Regions from separate parts of the Homo sapiens genome. Here region 1 is linked to region 2. Evidence: read pairs that join two places in POLR2A ChIA-PET (ENCODE). Cell type or tissue: OCI-LY7. All regions are shown on one strand. Each heading gives the region's core, and the rest is flanking DNA. Links, peaks and the distances in the headings are about the cores only.

Region 1 (10,067 bases), core at 1,389-9,388, 87 kb after region 2:
TCCTTTTTTTCTTCTTCTTCTTTTTTTTTTTTGAAATGGAGTCTGGGTCTGTTGCCCAGGTTGGAGTGCAGTGGCGTGATCCTGACTCACTGCAACCTCTGCCTCCCAAGTTCAAGGGATTCTCCTGCCTCTGCCTCCTGAATAGCTGAGATTATAAGCATGTGCCACCATGCCTGGCTAATTTTTGTATTTTTAGTATAGACGGGGTTTCACCATGTTGGCCAGGCTGGTCTTGAACTCCTGACCTGAGGTTATCCACCTACCTTGGCCTCTCAAAGTGCTGGTATTACAGGTGTGAGCCACCATGCCCAGCCTAGCATTTTCCTGTTCTTCCTTTCTATCCTAGCTTTATTAATTCTTTTTTCCTGCTGTTAATAACACTATTACCACTATAAGAATAACAGGTTTTGTATGAAGACTACACCAAATGCCTTCTCATATATATATATTTTATATATATATTATTTATATATATATTTTTATATATATTATTTTTATATATATTATTTATATATATATATTTTTTGAGACAGGGTCTCCTTCTGTCACCTATGCTGGAATGCAGTGGCACGATCTCGGCTCACTGCAACCTCCGCCTCCTGGGTTCAAGCGATTCTCCCACCTCAGCCTCCTGAGTAGCTGGGATTACAGGTGTGCACCACCACAACCCTGCTAATTTTTGTATTTTTAGTAGAGACGAGGTTTCACCATATTGGTCAGGCTGGTCTTGAACTCCTGACCTCAGGTGATCCAGATCTCACCTCGGACTCCCAAAGTGCTGGTATTACAGGCATGAGCCACTGCACCCAGCCTCATATATATTATTGTCTCTCATATTTCTATTTTTATTCTCCTTTTACAAGTAAAAACACTGAGGCTTAGAGAGGTTTAAAGAACTTGCCCAAAGTCACACAGCTGTTAAGTGGCAGAACTAGAATTCAGAGGAGAAGTCATGTTGTGTATACAACAAGATTTCTTTGTTGTCTTGGGTAAGTCACTTAACCTTTAGTGACTTCCTTCCTTTAATATGACACACTTCATTAAATTAAAAAAAATTAATTAAAAAAAAGCATTAGGCAATGTTAGCTGGTAATGATAAAAACTATTTAAGGAGAACATAATGGCATCTCAAACTCTAGAATGCTTTATGCCATCGCAGTTGCTATCTTCTTCATTAGCCTTCTGCAAACACAAGTCCCGCAAGAGCAAGGATCACGTCTATTTTATTCACTAATGTATACCCAAGGTCTGCTATAGTTGCTGAGCTGTAAAATAGCTAAACGTTAAGTGAATGAATCTTTACATCATAATTTCCCTGACAAAGATGAAATCAAATGTACCAACTCCTAACCATATACCTACCCCAGCATTCAGCTCTGAGTTATTCTTTGCTTGGTGGAGTTGCTAAAGTTAAGAGAAATACTCAAGATTTAATAGGCATAGTTTTGTGTTGCTAATTTCTGTTTTGTTCAGTACACGTCTTCCTACCCACAGGTTATTTATTGTAAGGACAGATTCTTAGAGTATTTCTGCCAATTTATAGTATTGGCTTTGGATTTTCTTCCCAACTTTAAACCTGTGGAAAATCAAAAGAAACACAGTGAACATTTGAATGCCTTCATTTAGATTCACCAGTAATATTTTACTACCTTTGGGCATGAATGCTCTCTTGTATACTCTCTCTTCTCTTTCTTCTCTCCACTCACATTTTTTTGTTGAATCTCTTGAAATTAATTGGTAGACATTGTGAAACTTTAAGTCCTTTACCTTATATCTAAGAATAAGACAGTCCTATATAAGCACAGTATTATTGCCACACATAAAACCATAATTCCATAATAATATGTAATCCTTATGATTTGGTGAACTTCTTGTTGAATCATACCAGGAGGCAAATAATGTCCATTAATGGTGCTAAGTTTGATTGCTTGTATAAGGTGATCATTGTTGGAGCTCTCCATTGTTTTTGTTTTTTTTTTTTGGTTTCTTTATGAGACCGAATTTCACTCTTGTTGCCCAGGCTGGAGTGCAATGGCACAATCTCGGCTCACCACAACCTCCGTCTCCTGGGTTCAAGCGATTCTCCTGCCTCAGCCTCCCGAGTAGCTGGGATTACAGGCATGCACCACCATGTCTGGCTAATTTTTTTGTATTTTTAGTAGAGATGGGGTTTCCCCATGTTGGTCAGGCTGGTCTCGAACTCCCGACCTCAGGTGATCCGCCCGCCTCGGCCTCCCAAAGTGCTGGAATTACAGGCGTGAGCCACCGTGCCTGGCCCAGAGCTCTCCATTGTAAATGTAATTTTTGGAGTGGTACTTTGGCACCATAAATATCTTGTTTTCCAGCAACCTTTCACCAATATTTTTTTCATCTATTGATCATCCATGCCTGAGTCAATTATTACATCGAGGTTAACTTTGAGTTTTGAAACATGGATTTCTATTTTTTATAGAAAAAGGCATTTGTAACTTTTTCTTCTGTTAGGCATTTCTAAAAGAGAAATGATAGTAGTTGAGCTATTCATAGTAGTTTTTAGCTTTTAGACTAAATATATTAATCATTGAGACTCCTGAAAAACTCAGTAATTTCAATTTTTTTTTCCAACAGCTGCTAACATTGTGATCCAGACTGAACCACCAGTTCCTGTTTCGATTAATAGCAACATAACCAGAGTAGTTCTTGAACCAGATAGTCGAAAAAGAGCTATGAGTGGTTTGGAAGGGCCACTCACAAAGAAACCTTGGCTGGGAAAGTAAGATAATTTGCTAATTAGTAGCATCTAATTGTTATTGTCGTTTGCATTGGTAAATTCATAAAAATAAGATTTGTCATTAATTAATGTTTTTCAAACTAGGTATCTTGAAGTTAGGGTTCCAGGAGACATCTTTAGAATGTTGTAAAAATTAAAAAGTTAACAATATTTATAATTTTTTTTTTTTTTTTAAAAGACGTAGTCATCCAGGCTGGAGTGCAATGGTATAATCTCAGCTCACCTCAACCTCTGCCTCCTGGGTTGAAGTGATTCTCTTGTCCCAGCCTCCTGAGTAGTTGAGATTACAGGTGCCAGCCACCATGCCCACCTGATTTTCTTGTATTTTTAGCGGAGATGGGGTTTCACCTTGTTAGTCAGGCTGGTCTCAAACTCCTGACCTCAGGTGATCCACCCACCTTGGCCTCCCAAGGTGCTGGGATTACAGGTGTGAGCTACCACATCCAGCCCAAAATAGGTATTTCTAATTCGTACCTACCTATTTCTACGCCTAACCCAATATTAGAAATTACTGAGACACTAGCAATGGATAGAAAAGAAGAAAAAAATGAAATCAACGGTGAAAAAAAAAAGCTTAGTACCTTTGCAGAAGTTGAAAATATGCCGTTAAAGATGATGTTCTAGCTGGGCACAGTGGCTCACGCCTATAATCCCAGCTCTTTGGGAGGCCAAGGCGGGTGGATCACTTGAGGTCAGGAGTTCGAGACCAGCCTGACCAAAATGGAGAAAGCCAAAATACAAAATTAGCCAGGTGTGGTGGCACGCGCCTGTAATCCCAGCAACTTGGGAGGCTGAGGCAGGAGAATCGCTGGAACCTGGGAGGCGGAGGTTGCAGTGAGTTGAGATTGCACCATTGCACTCCAGTCTGGGCAAAAAGAACAAAACTCTGTCTCAAAAAAAAAAAAAAAAAAAAAAAGGTGGTGTTCTAGCCTTCATTTAATGATGTTAGAGTCTTTGATAATTGTGGTAGATCTTTATGGTAGATCTATTTAGCATATGATTTTAAGTGTTAGTTGGGCCTTTTCTTTTTGTAATCTATTGCTGTTCACCTTTTCTATTCTCATGTAATAAGAATAATGTGGCCGGGCGCGGTGGCTCACGCCTGTAATCCCAGCACTTTGGGAGGCCAAGGCGGGTGGATCATGAGGTCAGGAGATCGAGACCATCCTGGCTAACAAGGTGAAACCCCGTGTCTACTAAAAATACAAAAAATTAGCCGGGCGCAGTGGCGGGCGCCTGTAGTCCCAGCTACTCGGGAGGCTGAGGCAGGAGAATGGCGTGAACCCGGGAAGCAGAGCTTGCAGTGAGCCGAGATTGCGCCACTGCAGTCCGCAGTCCGGCCTGGGCGACAGAGCGAGACTCCGTCTCAAAAAAAAAAAAAAAAAAAAAAAAAAAAGAATAATGTTGGCCGGGCGTAGTGGCTCACACCTGTAATGCCAGCACTTTGGGAGGCCGAGACGGGTAGATCACCGACGCCAGGAGTTCAAGACCAGCCTGGCCAACATGGTGAAACCTTGTCTGTACTAAGCATACAAAAATTAGTCGTGCGTGTTGGCATGCACCTGTAATCCCAGATACTCAGGAAGCTGAGGCAGGAGAATCACTTGAACTTGGGAGGTGGAGGTTGCAGTGGGCCGAGATTGTTCCACGGCACTCCAGCCTGGGCGAATGAGTGAGACTCCGTCTACAAAAAAAAAAAAGAAGAATGTGAAAATTGCTTAGTAATTTCCGAAGAATGTTAAGGGCTCACAAAAGGAACTTTAAACAAATTAATCAATCAGTTAATTTATTACATAGAGATGTGGTCTTACTATGTTCCCCAGACTGGTCTGGAACCCCTGGGCTCAAGCAATCCTCCTGCTTTGGCCTCTCAGAGTGCTGGCGTTACAGGCATGAGCTACTTCGCTCAGCCTGTAATCTGTTTCTGGATGCTTATGTATTTTCTGTGGTTTGAATTTTGAATATAATGTTTCATATGATTTTGAAGAAGTTTTCTGGGATTATAGGTGGAGCCACCATGCCCAGCCACAAAAGGCACTTAAAAAAATTATAAACCTAAATTCTTTGTGGTTATATCTCTTTGCTAGGCATGAAGTAGGAGAATTAACCAAGATGTATTAATCTTCCTTTTAGGCAAGGAAATAACAATCAAAATAAACCAGGGTTCTTACGAAAGAATCAGTATACAAACACCAAATTAGAAGTCAAGAAAATCCCTCAGGAATTGAACAACATTACCAAGCTCAATGAACACTTCAGCAAATTTGGAACTATTGTTAATATCCAGGTAAATGTGGCTATGTCAGTGACAGAATCCAGGCATTTTATGGGTCTTGGGAATATTTCTATCAGCTCACCTTGTTTAAATGAGTCAGTGGTTATTCTGATCATCTCTGCTAAGTGCTGTAAATGCCACCATATATCTATATACCCACTTTTATGATGGACTTGTTAAACCATGTTTGTTCTTGTGAATTCATTTGGTTCTTTTCTGCAATCTCTTCCTGAAAGAGAATGGGTAGCCTCACAGTTTTGGAGACTGAGAAGTCCAAGATCAAGGTGCTGGATGATTCATTTCCTAGGGAGTGCTGTCTTCCTCGCTTGCAGATGGTTGGCTTCTTGTGTTCTCACATGGCAGACAGAGAAAGAGAAAGAGGGGGTCAGGGCAGATCTCTTTCTCTTCTTTTAAGGCCACCGATACTATTCATTAGGATGCACCTTTGTGACCTCATTTAACCTTAATTACATCCTAAAAGCTCTATCTCTAAAACAGTAATGTTGGAGTTTAGGGCTTTAACATGTGTATTTTGGGGAAAACATTCATTACATAGCAGTGGGTCATAATTTATTTAACTATTTTCTGTTTTTGGGAATTTATATTGTTTTATTTTCTTCAAGGTTGCTTTTAAGGGTGACCCAGAAGCAGCCCTAATCCAATATCTTACCAATGAGGAGGCCAGGAAAGCCATTTCTAGCACAGAAGCAGTTCTAAACAACCGATTCATTCGAGTCTTGTGGCATAGGGAAAATAATGAGCAACCGACACTACAGTCCTCAGCACAGCTGCTCCTGCAACAACAGCAAACACTTAGTCACCTCTCACAGCAGCACCATCACCTGCCACAGCATCTACATCAGCAGCAGGTGCTAGTGGCCCAGTCTGCTCCTTCAACAGTGCACGGAGGTATCCAGAAGGTAATCTGGTTCACTGGGAATTAAAGGTCTTTTAGTTACACCCTCTAGATCAGTATTTTTCAATTCCTGGTCCTTGGGTCTTCTACAGAAGAGCTACTCTTAATTTGAACTGCAGACCAGTAGCATCTGATCTCCTGGGATCTTATAGAAATGCAGATTCTTGGGGGAAAAATTTCAGATTCTTGAGCCATACTCCATCCTACTGAATCAGAATCCCTATGGGTGGGGCCCAAGGATTTGTGTTTTAACAAGCTCTCCTGGTGATTCTTACATACCTTAAAGTTTGAGACCTGCTATTTTACATCAGAATCACTTACCTGGGTGCAAATTTCTGGGCTTCAGCTTCTCAAACCTCTGTAGAGTCAGTCTCTAGATACAGGGCCTATAAATATACATATTTAACAAGTACTCTTAAGTTATTGTTATGCACCCTAAAGTATAATAACCATCTACCACAGAGCAACTTTAACTGTAGAGCTATTTATTTTTTAGAATCAGTCTTTTTTGTGTCTACCCATTTGCCCTCCTTTTTCCCATGTAAAAAAGTTATATGTTCCTTCTAAAAATGGGAATAGAAGCTCCAAGAGAATTGGAATTTTGCCTGTTGTGTCCATTCTATCCCTAGTGCCTAAAACAATGTCTGGTACATATTGCTCAAAGCATATTTGATTGAATAGATGAAGGAAGGAAAAAACAAAACAACAAACTACCACACATCAGAGCCATTCAGAGATTGACCTAGATAATCTCATGCTTAGATTAAATACAGTCAGATTTTTAAAAAGTATTCCTTACAGTACATGGCATCAACTCCATTTATCATCCTGCTCATTTGCATCTAAATTCTCTTTCAGTTATGTTTGTATCCCACTTCATGTAAGGGTGCAAAGGTGAATGCTTCCCCTAGATGTTGGGTGAATAGTGTAGAAAAGAGTTCATACTATCACCTTCATGGTGATGATTAAACATGTTCTGTTAGTACAGCCCAAGATTGCATTATGTTTTTGAGGTGATCATTTCACAATTATTCATATTAAGCCACTGTCAGTTAAGACCCCCTAATTCTTTTCTTCTTCTTTTTTCCTTTTTTTTTTTTTTTGAGACAGTCCTGCTTTGTCGTCATTCAGGCTAGAGTGCAGTGGCTCAGTCTTGGTTCACTGCAACCTCTGCCTCCTGGTTCAGGCTACCTGCCTCAGCCTCCTGAGTAGCTGCGACTACAGGTGCATGCCACCACCCCTGCCCAATTTTTGTATTTTTAGTAGAGACGGGGTTTCACCATGTTGGCCAGGCTGGTCTTGAACTCCTGACCTCAGGTGATCCACCCACCTTGGCCTCCCAAAGTGCTGGGATTATATGTGTGAGCCACTGTGCCCAGCCAAGACCCTCTAATTCTTTCAGAGCATTGCATACTAGAGGAAACATTAAAAAATAATTAATGGTTTTTTTGTGTGTAGGTGCATGTATATTTTGTTGTGATATGTTTTAGACATCCCAAAAAGTATGAATAATCTATCATTTGTATATTCACCAGTTCCCCTTAAAAAATAAAACCTTACGGATAATTGAAGCACCTTCCCGTTCCCATTTTCTTATCTTCTTCCCTAGAGTAATCATCTTAAATTTGTACCATTTCTAGGCATGTTTTTAAACTTCTGCCACATAAGTGTTCATTTTGTATGTGCAGATGATGAGCAAACCACAGACATCAGGTGCATATGTTCTTAACAAAGTTCCTGTTAAACATCGTCTTGGACATGCAGGTGGTAACCAGAGTGATGCATCACATTTGTTGAATCAGTCTGGTGGTGCTGGAGAAGATTGCCAGGTATGCATTTTTGGGAGCTTCAGATATATTTAGAATCATTCAGTGAATTAACAGAATAAATCAGTTATCATTCAGACAGTGAAGACAGTTGTGACAGTTAACCTAAGTGTGGCAGGTATACCTCTCTAGTTTCCATGTTTCAGTCAGAAATTTGCTGGTGAAATTTTTTTCCTATTCAAAATTAAGTAGGAGGCTGGGCGTGGTGGCTCACACCTGTAATCCCAGCACTTTGGGAAGCCTGGGTGAGTGGATCACCTGAGGTCAGGAGTTTGAGACCAGCCTGGCCAAAATGGCGAAACCCCCTCTCTACTAAAAATACAAAAAAATTAGCTGGGCGTGGTGGCAGACACCTGTAATCCCAGCTACCCGGGAGGCTGAGGCACGAGAATCACTTGAACCCGAAGGAGGAGGTTGCAGTGAGCCAAGGTCGTACCATTGCACTGCAGCCTGGGTGACAGAGCAAGACCCTGTGTCAAAAAAAAAAAAACACAAAAAACAAAAACCAAGTTAAGTAGGAATTTGAGAATTTTAGATATTTATTTGTTTGTTTGTTTGTTTGTTTGTTTTTTGAGACAGAGTTTTGCTCTTGTTGCCCAGGCTGGAGTGCAATGGCACAATCTCGGCTCACCGCAACCTCCACCTCCTGGGTTCAAGCGATTCTGCTGCCTCAGCCTCCTGAGTAGCTGAGATTACAGGCATGCGCCACCATGCCCAGCTGATTTTGTATTTTTAGTGGAGATGGGGTTTCTCCATGTTGGTCAGGCTGGTCTGGAACTCCGACCTTAGGTGATCCACCCCAGAGTGCTGGACTACAGGCGTGAGCCACTGCACCCGGCTGAATTTTAGATATTTATTAATAGATAAGTGTCTTTATTAATTTCTTTAATTTCATCTTTAAGAATTTAGTGAAGGGTATTCTGTCATAGTAAAAAACCAAACTTTGAAATATGTTTTAAGTAATTTATTTTTAGTAATATATCTATACTATAACTCTTGAGCATGGTGATTATTACAAAGAGAGCTAAAAAAAAAAAAAAAAAAAAAGGGAAAGCAAAGAAAACTGCTATCCCAAAAATACTATGTAGCTTCTGTAACTGAAACAACCTGATAATGACTCATGAATAGACAGACTAGTGGAACAGAATAGAAAATCTAGAAATAGACTCAGTTGCAAATAGGAGTTTATTATATAATAACAAAGTGGAACAGGTCAGTGGGGAAGTTATAGACATGTTGATAAATAGTATTGGGATGACTGGATAGCCAGTAGGGAAAAGATGAAATAAGATCTGATCCTTTTTTTAAAAATTATATCATAAACCAGTATAAATTCCAAATGGATCTGAGATTTAGATGCTGATTGAAAGTCTAAATGATACAACCCTCATGAAAGGAAATTTGGCAGTACAGTATCTGCAAAAATTATGCATATGCATTACTAAACTAGTTATCTTCCTTCTAAGAATCTATGTCAAAGGTATACCAGCCAAAATATGGAAAGACATATGTGCAAGGCTAGTAATGATATACTCTTTATAATAACAAAAGACTGGAAACAACCCAAATACCCATCTGTAGGGGACTGGTTACTGCAAATGTAGTATATCTACACAGTAAATATACAACTATATAAAGAATGAAGAATATTTTTATATGTACCATGGAGTGATTATCAGAATATATTAAGTAAAAAAGCAAAATGGAAGAAAAAAATACATAGTTGACTACTGCTGGTGTGAAAAAGTAGAGGCACTGAACACAGAGAAGTATTTGCTTTTAACAGGAAAAAAACCAAAAAGATAATTCATATTATTTAAATCTTGTGGTTATGGCAAGTATAGAAGAAGCTAGATGACTTTTGATTACGTCTTGTTTTGTAGATTTAACTTGGAACCATGTAAATAAATTCTGAAAGTAATTATAAAGTAAAATTAAATGAAATAGAAGTAATCCCTAAAAAGTGAAAAGAAAAGTGAAACACATGAACTAGCATATCTGCATTGAGTGCTTTAAAACAGTGATTTGATGATGTATTCCTAATGTGATATACCCTGAGGACAAAAAACAATTTAAAGAAAGCTCTTTCTAATCATATTGTTGACAGTGTTGATATTCTAAAACCCATCTGTGAGCATTGTAGGGTAAATCAAATGAGGAATTACACTGATGTCCTTGACAACTCAGACTTTCAGTGTGGTTGAAAAGAGAGATAGAAGATAGATAAGACTAAGTAAATACCTGTAGTCCTGCATTTGAATAGAAACTATCCGTATTAAC
Region 2 (10,067 bases), core at 1,083-9,082:
CACATGTACCCCAGAACTTAAAGTATAATAATAAAAAATAAATAAAAACAAAAATAAAATCCCACCAGCAAGAAAGAAAGAAAGAAAGAAAGATAGATTACTGTCACATATACTCTATTAGTTATCATCACAAGCCTACCAAGTAGATAGGATAGGCTTTAAGTCAGAAAACAAACAGAGATGAAGTGATTTACCCAAGGTCATACAGCTAGCAAAGTTACAGACTTAACCTTGGACTTTCCACTCTAGCTCTTATCAATTATACCACAATGAGTCCACTGTCAAAAACAAAGATGACACCAAGTAAACACTGTTAAAGTTATGAGAAAAATAAGAAATACAGAAGTAAAAATTTTTTAAATGGAAAAGGCTCTTCTATTCAGAAGAATTTCAACCACTAATAGAATAATAAAAACAGGCAAGGATGATTAAAGGATGATAAAACCAGGGTTATTGAGTAACAGGACATTCAGAGGCTCTCAAAGTGTTATCCTATAGATTACTTTTTAATTTCTTTCTTTTTTTTTTTTGAGATGGAATTTTACTCTTGTTGCCCAGGCTGGAGTGCAATGGCGCAGTTTCGGCTCACTGCAACCTCTACTTCCCGGGTTCAAGCGATTCTCCTGACATAGCCTCCGAAGTAGCTGGAATTACAGGCACCTGCCACCACGCCCGGCTAATTTTTGTATTTTTAGTAGAGATGGGGTTTCACCACGTTGGCCAGGCTGGTTTTGAACTCCTGACCTCATGTGATCCTCCTGCCTCGGCCTCCCAAAGTGCTGGGATTACAGGCGTGAGCCACCGTGTCTGGCCTTACTTTTTAATTTTATAGGAGGAAAAGTCACCTTTAGAATGAGGAAACCTGGCAGGATTAACTTAATTTCACTAAATGGGACAAATTACCATTTTATATGCTTTTGAGGTGATACAATGGTAAGTTAATACCTCAACAATGAAGTATTCTTGTCAAAATATTTAGCCCAACCCTAATCATGAAAAAACAATCAGAAAACTCATATCATAGGACATTCTACAAAATAACTAGCTTAGACTTCAAAAACATCAATATCACGACAAACAACTAAAAGACAGTGAAAAGAATGGATAATTACATGCAATGTGTGCTCCACAAAATAAAAAGTGAAAAACAGCAGGGCATAGTGGGTCAAGCCTGTAATCTCAGCACTGTGGGAAGCCAAGGCAGGCGGATCACCTAAGGTCAGGAGTTCGAGACCAGCCTGCCCAACATGGTGAAACCCTGTTTACACTAAAAATACAAAAAACATTAGCCAGGCATGGTAGCAGGCACCTGTAATCCCAGATATTCAGGAGGCTGAGGCAAGAGAATCACTTGAACTTGGGAGGCAGATGTTGCAGCAAGCCAAGATCTCACCACTGCACTCCAGACTGAGTGACAGAGCAAGATTCCGTCTCAAAAAAAAAAAAGGGGGGAAAAACAGATGGAAAGGACATTTTGAGTCTACAGAAATTTGACTACAGATTAGATGAAGACGATAATATAACATCAATGTTGAATTTCTTGGAGGGGATAACAGGACTCTGATAATGTAGAAGAATGCCCTTGTTCTTAGAATACATGCTGAAGTATTTAGCAATGACACGTCATGATATCTGCAACTTTCTTTCAAAAAGTTCACAGAAAAAGAGAGAGAGAAGGGCTAGGCGTGGTGGCTCATGCCTGTAATCCCAGCACTTTGGGAGGCCGAGGTGGGCAGATTACCTGAGGTCAGGAGTTTGAAACCAGCCTGGCCAACATGGTGAAACCCCATCTGTACTAAAAGTACAACACTGCACTCCAGCCTGGGTGACAGAGCAAGACTCCAACTCAGAAAAAAAAAAAAGAAGAAAAAGAAAGAGAAAAGCACGCATGCATGCATGTGTGCTAAGAGACAGAACTAAAACAAATATGGCAAACGTTAAGACTTTGTAACTACAGGTGAAGGGTGGAGGGTGTTCATTGTACTACCATTCCACTTTTTCTGTAGGATTGACATTCTTTAAAATAAAAGGTTGCAGAAGGCCGGGCATGGTGGCTCACGCTTGTAATCCCAGCACTTTGGAAGGCCGAGGTGGGTGGATCAACTGAGGTCAGGAGTTCCAGAACAGCCTAGCCAACACGGGGAAACCTCGTCTCTACTAAAAATACAAAAATTAGCCAGGTGTGGTGGCGGGTGCCTGTAATCCCAGCTACTCGGGAGGTTGAGGCAGGAGAATCGCTTGAACCCAGGAGAAGGAGGTTGCAGTTAGCCAAGATCACACCATTGCACTGCAGCCTGGACGACAAAAGCAAAACTCCGTCTCAAAAAAAAAATAAAATAAAGTAAAATAAAATAAAATGTTGGAGAATAAAAAGAAATAGGATTTAAATTTCCTAATCCTATTATATAAAGGAATCCTTTCAACTCTAGTTTTCTTTCCTATTCTTCATTGAGAATTATTTCTAATACAAACTTATGACAAATGAAGATATTTGCAAAAATGATCAAAATACAATACAACTGTTTATTATTTTATGCCGGCATCTTACATATGTCATAAGTGCACAATGGCTGTACATTTTTCTTTTTAGTAAAACAGAATCAGTTATTACCTAACTGTAATACAGACATAAATACACAAGGTAACCAAAAGACATTAAAATCACTTAGTAATCACTTAGACCATAATGGATGCCCTTTATTTAAGCACTTCTTCACATGTTGTTTATTTTTAAATTAATTTTCACTATAATAAATTCAACTCATTTCATACTTTAATGCAGCAATACTTAAAAATCCTTTTAAGCTCTTGAATTGGGTATTACTATTTGCTCCAACTAAAAAGAGTAGAAACCAATCCTATTAGCGATCTTACCTTAATAGGCATTCCAGTACAGTGCAGGCCAAAGGGAAACAGACAACATTTTCCTTTCAATCGCTGGTACCCTACAGCAAACTACAGAAATAAAATTAAATTTAAATTGCAAATTTAAATGCCAGACAAATACAAAATGTGAACTTTTCACACAAAAAAATTAGTTTTCTTCTTTACATCCTCCTTTGGAATGCCAGTTAGATTTTAGGCATCCCAAAACTCACCAACCTAGGAATTACTTTTGAATATGCATACATGCCCAGACCCTTGCACACATACACATATGGCACATAAAAATTAAATATAAAAATTAAATTACTTAAATGGGCCAGGCACGGTGGCTCATGCCTATAATCCCAGCACTTTCAGAGGCCGAGGCTGGTGGATCACAAGGTCAAGAGTTTGAGACCATCCTGGCCAATATGGTGAAATCCCGTGTCTACTAAAAATACAAAAATTAGCTGGGCGTGGTGGTGCGTGCCTGTAGTCCCAGCTACTCGGGAGGCTGAGGCAGAAGAATCACTTGAACCCAGGAGGCAGAGGTTGCAGTGAGCTGAGATCACACCACTGCACTCCAGCCTGGTGACAAAGCAAGACTCCATCTCAAAAATAAATAAATAAAAATAAAAATAAATTACTTAAATATAAAAAATTATGCTTTAAGGAATTTTAAGTTCTCTTAACAGGAAATAATAAATTCTATAGCTGCCATTTTCTTCAAAACAATATTCGTTAAAAACCTTCCTCCCCATTATAGCAAACATAGGGAAACATTACCTCACATTTGGATAAAGAAAACGTGTGTCCCAAATGAAGGCGTCCATTCATATATGGATATGGGAAGGTTACAAAATACTTGCCCTTGCTGCAAAACAACAGTATAAAAAAGAAAGTACAGAAGAATAAATGTTAAGTTCCTTTTACAATAAGGAAGTGGGGTGAAGGAAATGCTTGATATAAATAACTTAAGGTTATTTAAAAAATATTTAAAAGTAAATTTATAAATCTACAAATTTAAAACTCTCTAAAATTGAAAATTACTTTAGATTTACAAGAAATAAGACATTGATAGGTTGCTATTAAGAATTAAATAGCCTTGTAACAAATACTAGAGGTTTAATTTGAGCTAAAATACTTGAGTAAAGATAATATACTAGGTCAGGCGTGGTGGCTCACACCTGTAATCCCAACACTTTGGGAGGCCAAGGCTGGTGGACTGCTTGAGGCCAGGAGTTCGAGACCAGCCTGGGCAACATGGTGAAACCCTGTCTCTACTAAAAACTAGCCGGGCGTGATGGCGTGCGCTGATAATCCCAGCTACTCTAGTGGTTAAGCATGAGAATCAAGAATCGCCTGATCATTGAACCTGAGAGGCAGAGGTTGCAATGAGCTGAGATCATGCCACTGCACTCCAGCCTGGGCGAAAATGAGACTCCATCTCAAAAAAAAAAAAATTCTTTAATACCCTTATGAACCTAGGCTAATTTAATATTTTACTGAATAAATGAGATTTGTTTTCACTAGATACTAGATATATATATAAAGCAATTCAAAGTCCCTCAGGTAATATAAAACATCCTCAATATTACTTGATATGTGGTAGATTCACTTTAAACGCATCCTTTAAAGCTTTTTTTTTTTTTTTAATTTTTTAGTTGTTTTTGTAAAGACAGGGTTCTCAATATAAGAACCACCATGAGCATGAGCTCATGAGCCACCATGCTTGGTCTGTATTCTTTTTTCTTATGAAGAATATCTAACATACATACTGTGTTATGAAGCATAATAAAATGAACACTTGTAAACACACCATCTGACTTATGAATCCACTGAAACTACCTGTTTCCTCTCTACTGTCCCACAAGAGATAACCGACATTCTGAAATTTGCTTTTACCGTTCCCTTGTTTTTGAATAGTTTGCACACTTGGCAGCACCCTTAAACTATTTATCATTTAGTTTCGCTCACTTGTGAGTTTCATACAAAAAAAAGGCATACTTCATATAGACTTCTGCAATTTGCCTTCTTCACTTGACATTATATTACTTTCTTCAGTCTTACTGCATACACCTATAGTTAATTCTCTTTCACTAAACAAAGCAGCTTTTTCAGTTCACTTGTAATTATTTTAAATTACCTTAAAGTTAACCAAACCTCTAGAAGAAAATAGAAGCTTCAAATTATAGCTTCAAGTATAACACCAGAGACTATATTACAGCAATTTCTTTTTCTCTTAAAAAAAAAAAAAAAAAAAAAAGGCTGGGGCCTGGTGGCTCACACCTCTAATCCCAGCACTTTGGGAGGCGGAGGCGGGCGGATCACCTGAGGTTGGGATTTCAAGACTAGCCTAACGTGGAGAAAACCCGTCTCTAGTAAAACTACAAAATTAGCTGTGCGTGGTGGCGCATGCCTGTAATCCCAGCTACAGGGGAGGCTGAGGCAGGAGAATCGCTTGAACACGGGAGTCGGAGGTTGCGGTGAGCCGAGATCACACCATTGCACTCCAGCCTGGGCAACAACAGCAAAACTCTGTCTCAAATATATATATATATATCCATATATATATATATATATCCATATATATATATATCCATATATATATATATATATCCATATATATATATATATCCATATATGTATATATCCATATATATATATATCCATATATGTATATATCCATATATATATATATATATATCCATTAGAATATAGCTTAATAAGCAAGGAAAAAAGACTTTTGAATCAGAAAGTCCTAAAAACAAGCCCAGGCCCAGTCAATTCCCAGTGATGTAACCTTGAACTGGTTACTTAGCCTCTCTGTGCCTCAGTTTCCTCAGCTGTAAAAGAGAAATTTTAAAAGCTGTTAACCTTAAAGTATATTGAGAAGATTAAGGCCAGGCATGGTGGCTCAAACCTGTAATCCCAACACTTTGGGAGGCAAAAGTGGGAGGATTACTTGAGCCCAGGAGTTCAAGACTAGCCTGGGCAAGACAGTGAAACTTCATTTCTACAAAAGAAATTTTTTCAATGCTGGGTGCAGTGGCCCATGCCTATAATCCCGGCACTTTGGGAGGCCGGGGTGGGCAGATCACTTGAGCCCAGGAGTTGGGACCAGCCTCAGCAACATAACAAGACCCCATTTCTACTAAAAATAGAAAAATTACCTGGGTGTGGTGGCGTGCGCCTACAGTCCCACCTACTCAGGAGGCTGAGGTGAGAGGATCACCTGAGCCCAGGAGACAGAGGTTGCAGTGAGCTGAGATCACACAACTGCACTCCAGCCTGGGTGACAGAGGCTCGCTCCATCTGACACCACAGACTCTGTCTCCAAATTAAAAAAAAAAAAAAGATAATGGGCGGGCACAGTGGCTCACGCGTGTAATCCCAGCACTTTGGGAGTCGGAGGCAGGCGGATCATTTGAGTTTGAGACCAGACTGGCCAACATGGCAAAACCCCGTCTCTATTAAAAACAAAAATTAAAACTTAGCCAGGCGTGGTGGCATGCACCTGTAATCCCAGCTACTGGGGAGGCTGAGGCAGAAAAATCATTGAACCCGGGAGGCAGAGGTTGCAGTGAGCCGAGATCATGCCACTGCACCCAGCCTAGGCAACAGAGCAAGACTCCACCTCAAAAAAAAAAAAAAAAAGGCCGGGCGCAGTGGCTCACGCCTGTAATCCCAGCACTTTGGAAGGCCGAGGCAGGCAGATCACGAGGTCAGGAGATCGAGACCACAATGCAACCCCATCTCTACTAAAAATACAAAAAAATTAGCCGGGCATGGTGGCAGCCGCCTGTAGTTCCAGCTACTCAGGAGGCTGAAGCAGGAGAATGGCGTGAACCCGGCAGGCGGAGCTTGCAGTGAGCCGAGATTGCGCCACTGCACTCCAGCCTGGGTGACAGAGCAAGACTCCGTCTCAAAAAAAAAAAACAAAAACAAAAAAAATTAAAAGGTAAAATGAGGCCAGGAGTGATGGCTCATGTCTTATAATCTTAAGAGCTTTGAGAGGCCAAGGCAGAAGGATCACTTGAAGCCAGGAGTTTGAGACCAGCCTGGGCAACATAGCAAGACCCTGTCTCTAAGAAAAAACAAATTAGCCAGGCATGGTGGCGCATGCCTGTAGTCCCAGCTACTCAGAAGGCCGAGGAAGAAGGATTGCTTGAGCTCGGGAGTTTGAAGTTACAGTGAGCTATGACTGTGCCACTGCACTCCAGCTTGAATGACACAGCAAGACTTTGTCTAAAAAAAGAAAGAAAGAAAAAGGCTAGGCACGGTGGCTTATGCCTGTAATCCCGGCACTTTGGGAGGCTGAGGTGGGCGGATCACGAGGTCAGGAAATCGAGACCATCCTGGCCAACATGGTAAAACCCCGTCTCTACTAAAAATACAAAAATTAGCTGGGCGTGGTGGCACATGCCTGTAATCCCAGCTACTAAGGAGGCTGAGGCAGGAGAATCGCTTTAACCAGGGAGTTGGGGGTTGCAGTGAGCCGAGATGGCGCCACTGCACTCCAGCCTGATGACAGAGCAAGACTGTCTCAAAAAAAAAAAAAAAAAAAGAAAGAAAGAAAAAGAAGATTAAATGAGAGTATACATGTAAAAAAATTTGCTAGCACATTTGCTAGCACACAGTAAGTGTTCAATGTTAACTTACTATTATTGTTGTTACTATAACCGTATTTCTTCAATCTGAAAAAGCACATTTTCTTACATCTCAACATATATGAATCTGGGATATATCTTATAATTGATGCATACATTTATTAAGGCAATGTTTGGGGGAGTTATTTTGTTTTTGTTTTTCCCAAATATCATGTCATGATCTACGTTTGTCTTTAAATCAGTATTATTTTAGTATCAAGGCAATGCAGTATTTATGAAATAATATCTTCAACATTTATACTTCTATAAGCATTAGGTTTACTTGTAAAGAAAAAACATAAAAATTTACATTTTCTGTCTTTGGAGATAATAATCGTCTATGAGTCTAATAGAATAATTTCGTTTTATCAGTCAGCAAAGAAAAAAATCTCAAAACATCCTTCTTTGTCTAAATATTTAAAATACTGTAGTCTTTAAAACAAAACAAAACAAACTTTATTTAGAAAAAAAAATCTTTACAAACCCCATAAGAAAAAAGATCCTAATTCATATGCAGAAAGTGAAAGTCACCTCCTTCACCCTGTTTCAGGCATTATAAATACAATCTACCTTATGGGTTCCACCAAGCTGTTTCTGTACTATAAAGCCAACGGTTTTAGAAATACAATGCACAGGGCCGGGCGTGGTGGCTCACGCCTGTAATCCCAGGACTTTGGGAGGCCGAGGCGGGTGGATCACGAGGTCAGAAGATCGAGACCACCCTGGCTAACACAGTGAAACATCATCTCTACTAAAAATACAAAAAATTAGCTGGGCATGGTGGTGGGTGCCTGTAGTCCCAGCTGCTCGGGAGGCTGAGGCAGGAGAATGGCATGAACCTGGGAGGCGGAGCTTGCAGTGAGCCGAGATTGCGCCACTGCACTCCAGCCTGGGCGACAGAGCAAGACTCCGTCTCAAAAAAAAAAAAAAAAAAATATATATATATATATATATATATAGAAATACAATGTGCAGAACTTCACAAACTATTACTCACCTGGTCTGTTTCTCTAAATTAGATGCATTGACCTCAAACACTCTCTCAGTATCCCATTTCTGTTGGATTTCTTTCTCAATCTTCTTCAAAAAGTCCACTTTGGCTGTTCCTTTTCTTTCCTATTGGACACAAAGAGAATAATCCACTCTGTATTTCAGCACGCTTGCTTTAAAAAAGAATTGGGTTCACAGAACTGAGCTGCTCACTGATAAAGACTGATTTTTCCATGGTTATCTTGAAATTTAAATGAACATTAAAAATTAGGGTTATCAGCCAGGCGCGGTGGCTCATGCGTGTAATCCCAGCACTTTGGGAGGCCGAGGCGGGTGGATTGCTTGAGGTCAGGAGTTCGAGATCAGCCTGGCCAACAGGGCGAAACCCATCTCTACTAAAATACAAAAATTAGCTGGGCGTGGTGGCGGGTACCTGTAATCTCAGCAACTCAGGAGGCTGAGGCAGGAGAATCGCTTGAACCAGGGAGGCGGAGGCTGCAGTGAGCCGAGATCATGCCATTGCACTCCAGCTTGGGTGACACAGCAAGACTCCGCCAGAAAAAAAAAATTAGGATTATCATGACCTGTGTACCTCAAACCTCAAAGAAATGGTTGAACAATTACTGAAATATGTAAAAGGCTTTGATATGCTTTTTTAAAATTATATACTACAATGTAACACTGTCATCAAATGTTTCTATTTAATTAAAATACATGAATATCAAAGATACTGATAGAGAACTTCTCTCCAAAATTGTTAAAGAACTGTTCATATGAAATTTAAATAAAACAGGCTGGACACGGTGGCTCACGCCTGTAATCCCAGCACTTTGGGAGGCCGAGGTGAGAGGATCACCTGAGGTCAGGAGTTAGAGACAAGCCTGGCCAACGTGGTGAAACCCCATCTCTACTAAAAATACAAAAATTAGCTAGGCAAGGTGGCACGCATCTGTAATCCCAGCTACTTGGGAGGCTGAGGCAGGAGAATCGCTTGAACCTGGGAGGTGGAAGTTGCAGTGAGCCAAGATTGCACCATTGCACTCCAGCCTGGGCAACAAGAGCGAAACTCCATCCCCCACCAAAAAAAAAAAAATACCTGGACTCTTTTCAAGTTTCCATAAAACAGTGATTGTATAAGGTATTTTCTTTTCTAAGAAATAATAAGCCTGCACAACTGTTCATCCCTTTCCATTCCTGCTACTAACCACCTTCATTTAGACTATCAACGCCACTGCCCCCTCTCACTTCAAAACCTCTTCTTAATAAGTAACTTGGCTGGATGTAGTGCCTCATGTCTACAATCCCAACACTTTGGGAGGCTGAGGAGGGAGGATTATTTGAGGCCAGGAGTTTGAGACCAGCCTAGGCAACATAGAAAGACCTCCTCTTTAAAAGAAAAACAATTTTTTTGGCCAGGTTTGGTGGCTCATGCCTGTAATCCCAGCACTTTGAGAGGCCGAGGCAGGTGGATCACCTGAGGCTACGAGTTCAAGACCAGCCTGGCCAATATGGCGAAACCCCATTTCTACTAAAAATACAAAAATTAGCCGGATGCGTTGGCAT

What was found. ChIA-PET counts read pairs that join two places held together with the same protein. Peaks named below come from ENCODE experiments on the same cell type or tissue, not always from the same donor. Only the 100,000 strongest peaks of a DNase experiment are listed, where the experiment ranks them.
Region 1: POLR2A ChIA-PET joins it to region 2 with 23 read pairs; 9 of 35 experiments call an interaction of 5 or more read pairs at or near these places.

What each region holds. Positions count from the first base shown.
Region 1 is chr5:146,255,842-146,265,908 of GRCh38, forward strand. It overlaps RBM27-POU4F3 (RBM27-POU4F3 readthrough), which reads left to right. Exons shown (of 20, transcript NM_001414499.1): 10 at 2,608-2,752; 11 at 4,904-5,057; 12 at 5,669-5,965; 13 at 7,650-7,790. RBM27 (RNA binding motif protein 27) reads left to right here. Exons shown (of 21, transcript NM_018989.2): 11 at 2,608-2,752; 12 at 4,904-5,057; 13 at 5,669-5,965; 14 at 7,650-7,790. Among named protein-coding and RNA genes, the nearest start is that of RBM27-POU4F3, 57 kb to the left of the region's middle. RefSeq lists an enhancer at 1,182-1,351. In OCI-LY7, for the core only: no CTCF peak of the experiment used is centred there; no DNase peak of the experiment used is centred there.
Region 2 is chr5:146,169,036-146,179,102 of GRCh38, forward strand. LARS1 (leucyl-tRNA synthetase 1) reads right to left here. Exons shown (of 32, transcript NM_020117.11): 2 at 8,512-8,630; 3 at 3,652-3,739; 4 at 2,875-2,955. Among named protein-coding and RNA genes, the nearest start is that of LARS1, 8.6 kb to the right of the region's middle. RefSeq lists enhancers at 585-754, 1,985-2,154, 6,602-6,771, cis regulatory regions at 2,070, 6,687 and silencers at 7,477-7,677, 8,497-8,697. In OCI-LY7, for the core only: no CTCF peak of the experiment used is centred there; DNase peaks (open chromatin) are centred at 4,216 and 4,766; H3K4me3 peaks cover 1,117 bases; H3K27ac peaks cover 3,220 bases.